Linked DNA regions of Homo sapiens: region 2 is linked to region 1. A link is an interaction called in ENCODE POLR2A ChIA-PET data of the cell type or tissue named here. Cell type or tissue: MCF 10A. All regions are shown on one strand. Each heading gives the region's core, and the rest is flanking DNA. Links, peaks and the distances in the headings are about the cores only.

Evidence for each region. Peaks named below come from ENCODE experiments on the same cell type or tissue, not always from the same donor. Only the 100,000 strongest peaks of a DNase experiment are listed, where the experiment ranks them.
Region 2: POLR2A ChIA-PET joins it to region 1 with 6 read pairs; 2 of 35 experiments call an interaction of 5 or more read pairs at or near these places.

The regions. Positions count from the first base shown.
Region 1 is chr3:31,039,389-31,045,006 of GRCh38, reverse strand. No RefSeq gene overlaps it. Among named protein-coding and RNA genes, the nearest start is that of MIR466, 120 kb to the left of the region's middle. In MCF 10A, for the core only: no CTCF peak of the experiment used is centred there; DNase peaks (open chromatin) are centred at 1,376, 1,676 and 3,406.
Region 2 is chr3:30,961,969-30,967,586 of GRCh38, reverse strand. No RefSeq gene overlaps it. Among named protein-coding and RNA genes, the nearest start is that of GADL1, 70 kb to the right of the region's middle. In MCF 10A, for the core only: no CTCF peak of the experiment used is centred there; a DNase peak (open chromatin) is centred at 2,776.

The sequences.
Region 1 (5,618 bases), core at 285-5,284:
TCTATAGCTTATTATAAACTATCTTTGAAAAAAAAAAAAGGATTAAAACAAGACAACAATGGTCTGTGAATAACAAAATGTCCAGGGTAGTTACACTTAGAAACACAATTGACAGGTTTGTTATCTCTGTGGTTTACAATAACTTAACAACCTTCATTATGATTGATAGCATATGCTAGACATTAGAGTTTTAGAAATCCCATACAATTTTGGAACATATATTAGCATTATTTACCAAAGTATAACCTAAAGAAGATTGAACATCACTTTGGCAATCCCATGTACCTAAACACGTCAAATAATCATGTTTGCTTCTCTTTCTGGACACTTCAGGGGCCCTCTGAAATATTCAAAAAGCCAGGTGCCAGGGAAGACAATTTTGAAACTGAAGTTTGATTTTGGGAGGCTGCTATATATGTTCGGGGTTTAAAACACTTGATGTTATGAAATAGAATTCCAGGTTACCATAAGTTATTTATTTTGCCAAAATGACTCAGAAATTTTAAAGAAGCAAAAAGCTTTTATAACCCTTTAGAAATTTTGCCAAAGAACAGATTAGCCCCTTAGGAAAACCTTATTATTCTTTTATTTCAATGTTAAATTTACAGAAAAACCATATAATATCCTTTTAGGAATTTAGTCAATATGTTCACACAGAGAACCTCTTTTGCAAGATTAATTTCTAGAATTCTTCTACCACTTCTTTGAACCTTCAGCTTTTTCCTAATTTAAAACAATCCTTTAACCCTAGGCCAAAGTTAACATTTCCATACCTTCTTATAAACTTTTACAAAAAAGAAAAAACATTTTACTGTTCTTCCACATCTTCCATGTAAATCTATTTCAGGTAGTCTCAATTACATGTTATAATGGTAACTCCTAGCAATTCTTAACTTTTAAGGGGAAACCTGGTAAGTTGCTATAATTATATCTAGGTGCAGGCAAAGTTTGACTCCCAGCATAATTAAGGGTGTGGTTAGTTCCTTATGTCCTCCTCAGGCCTTACCAGTTGTGAAGCCAGCAAGTCAAATAGTTCTTAAAACTCAAAAAGCAGTTTATAATTTTAAAACACTTAGCAAATCTTGCATCTGACCTTCATTATTTAGCCCACCTATTTACATCTTAATGACACCTGCATTTTACCAATAATATTTAAGTCTGCTTTCATTTCTCAAAGATGAAACTCATGTGAACTGAAAGGTACCACAGCTTTTAACTTCCCTTAAAAAATGTTTGATCCAAGCGCTTATCTTTCTTTAGGCCAAATTAACTAGAGCTCTTTTTACAGACATCACACATAGTACACACACAGGCAGAAGAAAACCCAGTCACTGGGTGGGGCTAGAAGAGACAGGGCTAGAAGAACATGCAGATGCCAAACCAGAAAGAAACTTATTCCCTAAGGCAGGATTACTAAACAAAGCCATGCCCTCAGGATGTAAAACAAGGTGGAGACTCCATTTCACAACCAAAACTTTGCAGAAAACACAAAAAGTGATAATTCTGGAGCCTGCCCTAGTAAAAAATGTTTCTAAAAGAAAAAAAAAAACTTTAAAAGTTAACTTGCTGATAGGGTAGAGAAGGGGAAAGAAAAGAAACAGTTTAAAAATGCCTGGGGAAGAACCTCTTACTCTTACGCAAGTGGTTTCTCCACCATAGACACAAGTTTAATGGCTGTGAGTCAGAGCTGGCCTCCCCCTGGTGTGGGGAGGAGGAGACTCTGTGGATGTGTGGTAGAAAATGTCAGCCAGTAGCTGGTGGCACCTTGGGCTATGTGTCCCAGCCCCGTCAGGGAGGGGAGGGTGGAGGGTAGATGTTGCTCTCTGATCCATCCTGAAAAATGAAGGAAAAGTCCATGAAAAGGCACAAGAGTGATGAGGGGGTAGGGACATGTTTCCTCCACCCTCAGAAGTCCAAGGATGAAAATGCTTAGGAGCAACAGTGAGAGGTTTTGAGTCCCCATTTCACTCACCACTTCTCAGGCCCCATATTGGGTGCCACAAATGTTGCAGGACTTTAGTTTGGCTAAAGATGGGGTCCTTGTCCGTCCCATGGCCATAAAAATTTAGGCTCATAGATGGTTTGAAGGGTGGGTAAAGCAGGGTTTTATTGGGTGAAAAGGAAGAAAAGGAGGAAACAGGGACTCTCACAAGGCTAGAGTCCCTGCTAGAACACTGCCCGCCTGGTCATTTGAATCCCAGTTTCCACACAGGAAGAGGAGGGGCCACGCTCCTCCCTGCTGCAAACGGCATGAACTTCCTAAGGCTCTCTCCCAGTGTGCAGGCTGGCTGGAGTTTCTCTGGGGATCCCCTCCCTCCTGGCTGTCTCAATAGGAAAGTAAAGATGAGCAAAACAAACATGGAGTTAACAGTTTAGTAAGAGAGACAGACAATTAAACTACCGGAAGTACTTGTGTTATTGGGTTACTCTCTTGATGCCCATGTAAGACAGCCTAGATCAGCACCACCCCCCACCTTCCAAATGACCCGAAGACATCTAAGAAATGGATACTTATTGCTATATGCCATGGAGACTTTGTGATTGTTTCACAGCAATTGTTGACCAATAAAGCATCCTTGACAGTTGCAGAGTTGATTTTCACGAAGAGTGATCCAGGAAAATAAATGCTCTGGTTTCACTCTGTTTTCTCCATTCAATATCCTTACAGAGCTAGAGGGCAAAGACGACCATTGATGTAGATCATAGAGATTATCCCTCTGAGATAGAGAATAGGGAGGTGAAGGTAGAGGGTGGATCTAGGTGAAATGGAGACTATCTAGCTCAGAGACCTAAAGGCCAAGTAAAAGCTAACCAGTAAAGGGAGCAAGTACTAAGCTAATGATATAGCATGAGCAAAGGCCCTTGGGTGGGGGACAGCATGGTGCCTTAGAGAAACAGACCAATGTGACAACAAGATAGAGACTGAGATAGTCCATAATGAGAGTTGGAAGGTAGGCAAGGGCCTGTGCTTGGACAAGGATGCATAACTTATTTTGAACTGTCTCTTAAAACGGTTTTTTGCAAGGATAGGGAGTGACATAATTTTATTTATGTTTTTAAAAAGACAACTCTGGCTGCTGGGCTAATAACAGATGTGAAGGGAGGTGAGGGAATATGAGGAGGCCAGTTAGGGAGCTGTTATAATTTACTTCTTCAAATATTGAGTTGTTGCTGCTGAGCCAAGTGACTGCATTAGCCACCTGTAGCATTAAAGTATTACGAGTGCCAAGGGAGGGGCAGTTAGGCAAAGTCAGGACAGAAATAATAGGAATTGTTTCAAATGACAGGGCAGAAATGAGGCTGGCTCCTGTGGTCTGAATGCAGGAAACAGTCTTTTCCAGCTAGAGAGACCTGTGTCAGCAAATAGTTTAACAGAAAGTCACCAAGTGATTAAGGAGGAATGCTCTGCTTCAGAGGAATCCACCTGTCCACAGGCCTGAAAATGATGACTCAGGCCTTTGAACTTCTGCCACTCAGCTTTCTTCCCAGGCTTGTTTGAAGGATGCATTTCATTTGCCCTTTCTATTTGGCTCCCCAGGAATAAGCAGAGCAGAAGGAAGTTTCCAGGAGCCTCAGGTCAAAATATTCAGGGCACATTCCTTCATCTCACCTCCATTCCCAGCTGCTGCTATTGCTGCTGCTGCTGCTATTCTCTCATTGCTCCTTGATGGGCTGGCCATGGGAGAAATCTGCAGTTCCCTGAGGGATCTCCATATCGTCTGCTTAGCAATCATTCCTGAGCCTTCCAGTAATTGCCTGCCAATAGGGAGGAAGAGAAGAAACTGAGAAACCTGCATGGACCACAACTCTTCAATTCCTCATTTCCCTCTCCTGCCTCTTTTTGCACTTATCTCTCTCTGCCTTTCCTGTTTCCTTATTTTTTTCTTTGCTCTATTTGCCTCCAAAGTAATAACCCATTTCTCTTCAATTTCCTGAATGTGATAATCATTTCTGCCAGGCCCAAGGGACGATGAAGTTAATGAAATTTCTGTCAATAACAAGAGGACATTTATTAAATGGAAATTATGTTTAAAGATGAGAGTGAGCATCACTCAAGGCTAAGCGTTCAGAAGAATAAAGAAATTATTTTGAGGAATGTTTTGTTTGGGAAGATTTGTACTAAACATCAACATGTGCAGTACACAGAGCCTCCTTGCTTTAGGGAGCAGATGGAAGAGGTGGCAGAGTTTGGGGCTAAAGAGCTAGATTTTGGAGTCTGGTTGAATCCTGCCTGTGCTGTGGACTACGTGTGTGACCTCGGGAAGGTTACTTAATCTCCCTGCCTCTGTTTCATCTATGAAATGGGAATATCTATAAAAATTTTACTTATGAAGTTCTTGTCATGTGAAGTGAATAAATTCGTATCATATGCTCAAGACAATGTCTGGCATATAGTAAGCATGTTCTAAATGTTTGCTATTATTAGTCTAAATGAGGTCAGTAACAAAAATAATTAATTGCATTTTACAAAAAATTAATTAATGAGGTTCCTTTCAGAAAGAAAAATAAAACTGGAAAATTTGGTTGCTTTTTAGATCATACCTTCAAAAGAAAAATTAGAGTAAAGTAGAAATCATAAAGGAGAATGTAAATACTCTAATTGTTTCACATAATAGTTGAAAGGCTTGCAATAAAATAAAGATGATGTTGGTAATTTAGCATAGTAGGACATACAGCCCTCACCAAAATTACTCAACATATTTATCTTTTTGTTCACCTTCTGAAATGGTATATAGAATCATAAAATGAATTTTTTGTTGGCTACTGTAGCCTTGTTCCCATCACTGGGTAGAAATACTGCGCTTTCAGAATTGATTTAGTTGAGGAGTAGCTGAAATATAGCAAAGGTGATAGGAATCTTTAAGGACACAGTCTGGGCCTTGTTCATTTCTGTATCTCCTGGGCCTATGATAGAAGCTTGCTACATTATATTGCTATGTGGGTATCCAACACTCAATAGATAGATAGGTGAATAAATGACAATCAAAATATTAAGTGAACATGAACACTTGGGGGAGTATTCTTAGCAGAATACGCACACAGACATACACATGCACACAGATAACTAATAATTATTGAGCACATACTATGTACAATTGCTATGTTAAGAACCTTACTTCATTTTATGTTAAATACAACCAGTTAGGTGATATCTCACCCCCACTGTACAGAAGAGAAGACCAAGATTTACAGAGATTAAATGTTATTACACAATTCATATGTATTTGAGCCAAAATTCAAACCCAAACTATCTCTAGTGTTTGTGTGCTTTACAACGACATTATAAAGTAAAATGAAAGGAGGGTGATTTTTTAACTGAAGTATTGCTAAAGTCACCTAAAACACAAAAATTATTTCTTTGGCAAAAGATACAGTTGAATAGAGTATGTTTTCTGGCATAAAACTATTGTAGCAGCATGTTGGTTAGTAATTGCTACAAAACAAAGCACCTTGAAACTCAATGGCTTGAAAAAACAAAAGTGATTATTATTACTTCTGCATCTGCAGGATAGCTGATGTTTGGTTGATCTAGGCTGGGCTGGATTTGACAGTTCTACTTTGCATTGTGGCTCTAGGGTTGGCTGAGGCAGTTTTGCTGACTGTGGTGGCTGGGATGG
Region 2 (5,618 bases), core at 372-5,371, 78 kb after region 1:
TGTGTGAATTTTTCTCCCTTATTTTATTGAACATTCAATGTGCACTTTCAAATGGAAACACATATACTTCAGAAAAAGCTTTTAATTATTTCTTTTACTCCTCTAATTTTCCTGACATCTTTTTCTTAAGCACTTATTATTAAAATATTTGGATTTCTGGATTTTCTAGTTTTCTATTCTTTTCTCCTTAATCTTCTTGCTTTCACTTTTCTGTGAGATTTCTTCAACTGTATATTTTAGTCCACAATCCCCCTCTTTTGTGACTACTGTATTTTCTTTTTTATTTCAAGGAGCTCTGTGGTTTTTTATTGTTCTTTTCTTTTAAATAGAAATCTGTTCTTTATTCATGGGTAAATATCTTCTTTCTGAAAATATCATATTTTGGAGTTTTCTGCTTCTAGTACATCAATCTTATTTTTTTCAAGTTACTTTATTCAGCCTGTGTGTGTGTGTGTGTGTGCGCGCGCGTGCGCGTGTGTGTGTGTATGCAGGTTGTTTACCAAAAGTTCATTCTTTCCTTCATCTATAAAACAATATTATTCAGGAGAGATATTTATCCTGTTGAAAGTCTATATTTTCCAACCTCCCTTGTAGCTAGATATATTCATATGAGCATGTTCTGGCCAACGAAGTGTTTTGTAGGGCTTCTGGGGAACCTGCTTAAAGGGAGTTGACACAAATAAAGGCTAGCCCTTTTACCCTTCTGCCCTTTTTCCTTCCTTACTGCTTGGAATTGGACATGGTATCTGGAGCTCTAGTCATTCCTCTTATATTTAAGGCATTGTTATTTCTGGTCAATGATTACATGCAGCCAACCCAGTCTCAGTCTTTGATGTTAAAAACTTTTCACAAACATCAGGTGATCCTTGGAGATGTAATCATATTTTATAAAGTACTAAAAAGCTGATTATAATCTATGCATATATGGGTTGGTCAAACCATTGTGTTTCAATGAAGCTGAATCAGGCATGACATTTGCAATAGGGAAATCTGTGGGTCTTTCTCCAGGGTTAATCTATTTCTACAGGAAATATTTCCAATCACCTGCCTAGTACTTACAGACTTGTAGGCTAGCATGCTGTAAACGGGTAGAGAAGGATGGGGATATGCCTGTTAATTATGTAGCTATTTCCTTAGCTCTCTGTTTTCAATATGGTGCCTCGCCATACAGGAACTGGACCTACCCTCATTGAATTTATTTAGAGAAAAATATTCTGTCTCTGTCTCTGGTAGGAGGAGGCCATTTGGTAGCTGAGGGTTCAGGAGAGAGGATCTCCTGATATAAGCTTTTTACCAGTTCTTCTGCTGTCTGCCCTACCCTTCATCTGGCAGCTCTGCTTTCGGGGGTTTTTGGGCTCCACAATCTGAATATGCTTTCACATTACCGGCACGCTTTATTTTTTTGCCAAGTTACTTAACACTCATTTATCATTTTCCACCTTTCTCTAATATTGTCTTCCCCATTTTTTGTCTTCATGGGCTGACTTTTTAATCATTTATAAATCAACGGGCTATAGAGACACTTTTGAAGTTGTTTCATGTAAAGGATCATTTTCCTGAAACATTTTATCAGACTCTCATCAATATTGAGTATCACCTGCCACTTTTTAGCCCTCGATTTCATGGGATCTTTCTATAGCTTCCTTATACTTGTTATTTATTACTCAGAAAACCTTAGTGTTATCCTCAGATGTGAAAATTTTCCTGTGTTCTGCTTCTTTCTTGGATAATGTCAAATAAGACAGGGACTTGAGAACTTAATGGCTAACACTCTTCAATCCAGAAAAGATCCCATTTTCTCTGCTTAAGACGTATTCCCATTTTTAAGCCCTAGCATCTGTACTGAGATCCTTGTCTCCATGTGCTCCTTTTCCAGTTTTTCTGGTCTCTTCTTCTCTTCTAGCTCATCACCACTTCCTTGTGCTCACGTACAAGGATTCCCCAGGATGAAATGCAAACCCATTGCCTATTTTTACCACCTATCACTGAAGTAGGTAGGTTTTATGAGGCTTCTCTAAGCTTATCTACCTTGATAACTCCCTCAGCCACTGTGAATCTATAGTATATAGTGCCACATTAGATGTTTGAGTTCCAAAAGAAAGTTGTAGTATTGGGCTTAAACAAAGGAAAGAGAAAAAGAACCCACAAATAAATCCTACTTAGGCTTTTTCCTCATCTTTCTTTTGTTAGACTCAGCTAGCCCCTCTTAAGGTCTCTTGTATCTGAATTCTAGCCACCTCCCAACAGATCTTTGCTCCTTCTGTCTGTCATCTTATTTTCTTGTGGTCTATTCTATTTTAGTAGCACTATTCCCTAGCATACGTTTTATAGTATAAAAGCTATGTTCTTAGTCTTCCAGGGTGCTACTTCTTGGAAACCATAAATTCTTTCCTGTCTCAACAAACTTGACTCTTGCAGAGAGAAAGAATGGTTTTGCTACTGTATATATACATATGCATTCAGCACATCAACTGATCTTTTTTCTTGGCTGTGTGTTTTCTCATCTGTAAGGGCAATACATATAGAGAACCATCCTCATGAACAATGGGAGAAGGTAATGCGTAAAGGAAGCTTGAGAGGCTATATCAGTTAACTGTGATACAAATCCCAGCACCATACAGCAATAATCACTTATTTAATTCACAAATATAAGGGCTGGCTGTGAGTCAGCCAATCTAGGTTGTGGTTGGCTGTGAGTGGCTCTGCTCTAGGTGTTTCTGTTTCTTTTCTTGGAATCAGGTGGCTAATACATGTTCTCACAGCTGTGGCAGAAGACTAAGAGAGCAAGCCCAAACATGCAAGCATTTTTCAAGATGTTGCTTACAGCATGTCTGCTAAACTCCCATTGGCCAAAGCATGTCAGATGGCCAAGTGCAGAATCAAAGCACCTGAAGTACAATCTATCTACTGAAAAGATGGAGGAAGAAGTGATTATTTTAAATCTACTTGTGTACAGAAGAACAACTTTCTAAAATCTCAAAATATCCCATTCAGTAACTTGCCTTAGTTGAAACAGAAGGGAAAATACAGAGTTTGAATTTAAGTCTGAATACTTTCAGAACCTGTGCTGCCTCCATCATGCCATTGGATGGCAACTCATTTTCAAATTTTAGAAGCAAAATCATGTTTAAAAAAAAGACAGTTTAATAGACCTCAGAAAAAAACAGTCTTCTCTGAAATCCCTAAACTCATTACTAGTGGCTTAATTGCTAAGAAAATTAAACAGTGACAAGAAGAAAAAAAAAGTTTATCTTCTTCTATCTCTTACCACAATACAAAACAATCAGCAAAGATAACATTTCCTAAATTTTTGTTTAATTATCTAGAAGTTTGATGGGAAAGAATGTTTCATAATTTATAAGCCAATTCTTGTTTAGCCAGATTAGGTCTTTAATTCTTGCATACTATAGCAACTATAAAATACAATTACATGTTACATAGGAAACAAACCTATAAAACAAAACAAACCAATCAATATAGCCCATTCCCCGTAGAATTCTGTTTGGTATTTTAATGAGGCAAACTCCCAAACTAAGAATCAATATCTGTTATGATCCTTTTGAAAGGACTAGTGGTCACATCTTTTTCCACGAGTATCATCAATAGAAATCTTCCTCTGGCCTGTTTCTTTGAGGCCTAGACAGTGGCCCATGGCAATCATGCTAGGATGATCTCATTACAGTGAGACTACAAATAATTTAATAGAAGCACATCTATCTTGTCAAAATCTTATGCTTCGATAGAGAGAAAGGATGAAGTTGGTGGAAAGACACGTTCAGCTTTCTGACAAAATTGAGAACTTTCCAGATGTTGGTGTGAGTAATATGGGCTTTTGGGCTCCAATGTAATAGTTATACTGTAATAGTAAACTTGGAGAGTCAGGGTAGTTTACTAGGAAATCCCAACCAGGAAACTCTCTGGTTTCCTCCACAGAGGTGGAGAGAAAAGGGAAAGAAGAGAAGAAAAGAGAGGGAAAGATGAAAGAACAAAGGAAAAAAGGAAGGAAGGAAGAAAGGAAGGAAAGAAGGAAAGAGGAAGAAAGGAACAAAGGAATAAAGAAAGGAACAAAAGAAAGAAGGAAGGAGGGAAGGGAAGGAGGAAGGAAAGAAGGAAAAAGAAGGGAAAAAGAGAAGACAAGGCAAAGAGTGACTGAAATTTTACAATTTTTATTTGTTTCCTAGAGGGAGATCTGACTGAAGATTAAGAATCTGATGAGGGCAATTGAACTTATTTGGGTCTTGGAGCATAAAAACTAGCTTTTATTTAGAACTTGCTAAGTGCTTAGGCTCTAGAAGCCTCTGTGGCAATGGAAATATCTATATGTGTTTTGTCCAAAATGGATGTCACTAGTCCCACTTGGCTATCAAGCACTTGAAATGTGGCTAGTATAACTAAGGAAGTGAATTTTAATTTAACTACTTTTAGTGGAAACAGCAACATATGGCTAATGACTACACTTTTGTACAACACGGACCTATATTGAGACTTTATGTGTATTAACTTCTTTAATACAACAGCTATTATCATCTACATTTTGCAGATGGAGAGGTGAGGCACAGAGAGGTTAGCAACTTGCCTAAGCTCACACAGCTGGCAAGTATCAGAGTGATATAGTTTGCATGTATATCTTTGTACAAATTATATTGAAATGTAATCCCCAGTGTTGGAGTTGGGGCCTGGCAGGAGGTGATTGAATCATGGGGGCAGATATCTCTTGAATGGTTTACCACCATCTCCTTGGTACTGTCCTCACGATAGTAAGTTTGTGTGAGATATCATTTAAAAGTGTGTAGCACCTCGCCCCTAGCTCTATTGCTTTTGCCCTAGCCATGTGACATGCCTGCTCCCCCTTCACCTTCCATCATGATTGCGAGCTTCCAGGGGCCTTCGCAGAAGCTGAGCTGATGCCAGCATCATGTTTCCTGTACAGCCTGTGGAACTGTGAGCCAATTATACCTCTTTTCTTTGTAAATTACTCAGTCTCAGGTTTTGTTTTGTAGCAATGTGAGATGGACTAATACACAGAGTCAGAAATCCAGCCATAATCACAGCCATTATGCTGTATACTGGTCTTTAGTCCCAAAGGAAGCAGATTCTATAGGGAAAGACAAAATCTTGTTTTATGACGAAACATAAAAAGCCAAGAGATATGAAAAAGATTTTTGCAATTTGAATGAAAAAAAGCCATGGAAGTTGATGTGGTTTTGCTGTGTCCCCACCCAGATCTCATCTTGAATTCCCATGTGTTGTGGGAGGGATGCAGTGGTAGGTGGTTGAATCATGGGGGCAGGTCTATCCCATGCTGTTCACATGATGGTGAATAAGGCTTATGAGATCTGATGCTTTTAAAAAGGGGAGTTTCTCTGCACAGGCTCTCTTTTGGCCTGCTGTCATCCACGTAAGATGTAATTTGTTCCTCCTTGCCTTCTGCCATGATTGTGAGGCTTCCCCAGCCATGTGGAAATGTTAGTCTATTAAACCTCTTTCTTTTGTAAATTGCCCAGTCTCAGGTATGTCTTTATCAGCAGCATGAAAACTGACTAATACTATAAAATTGGTACTAGTACTGGGGCGCTGCTGAAAAGATACCCCAAAAATGTGAAAGTGACTTTGGAACT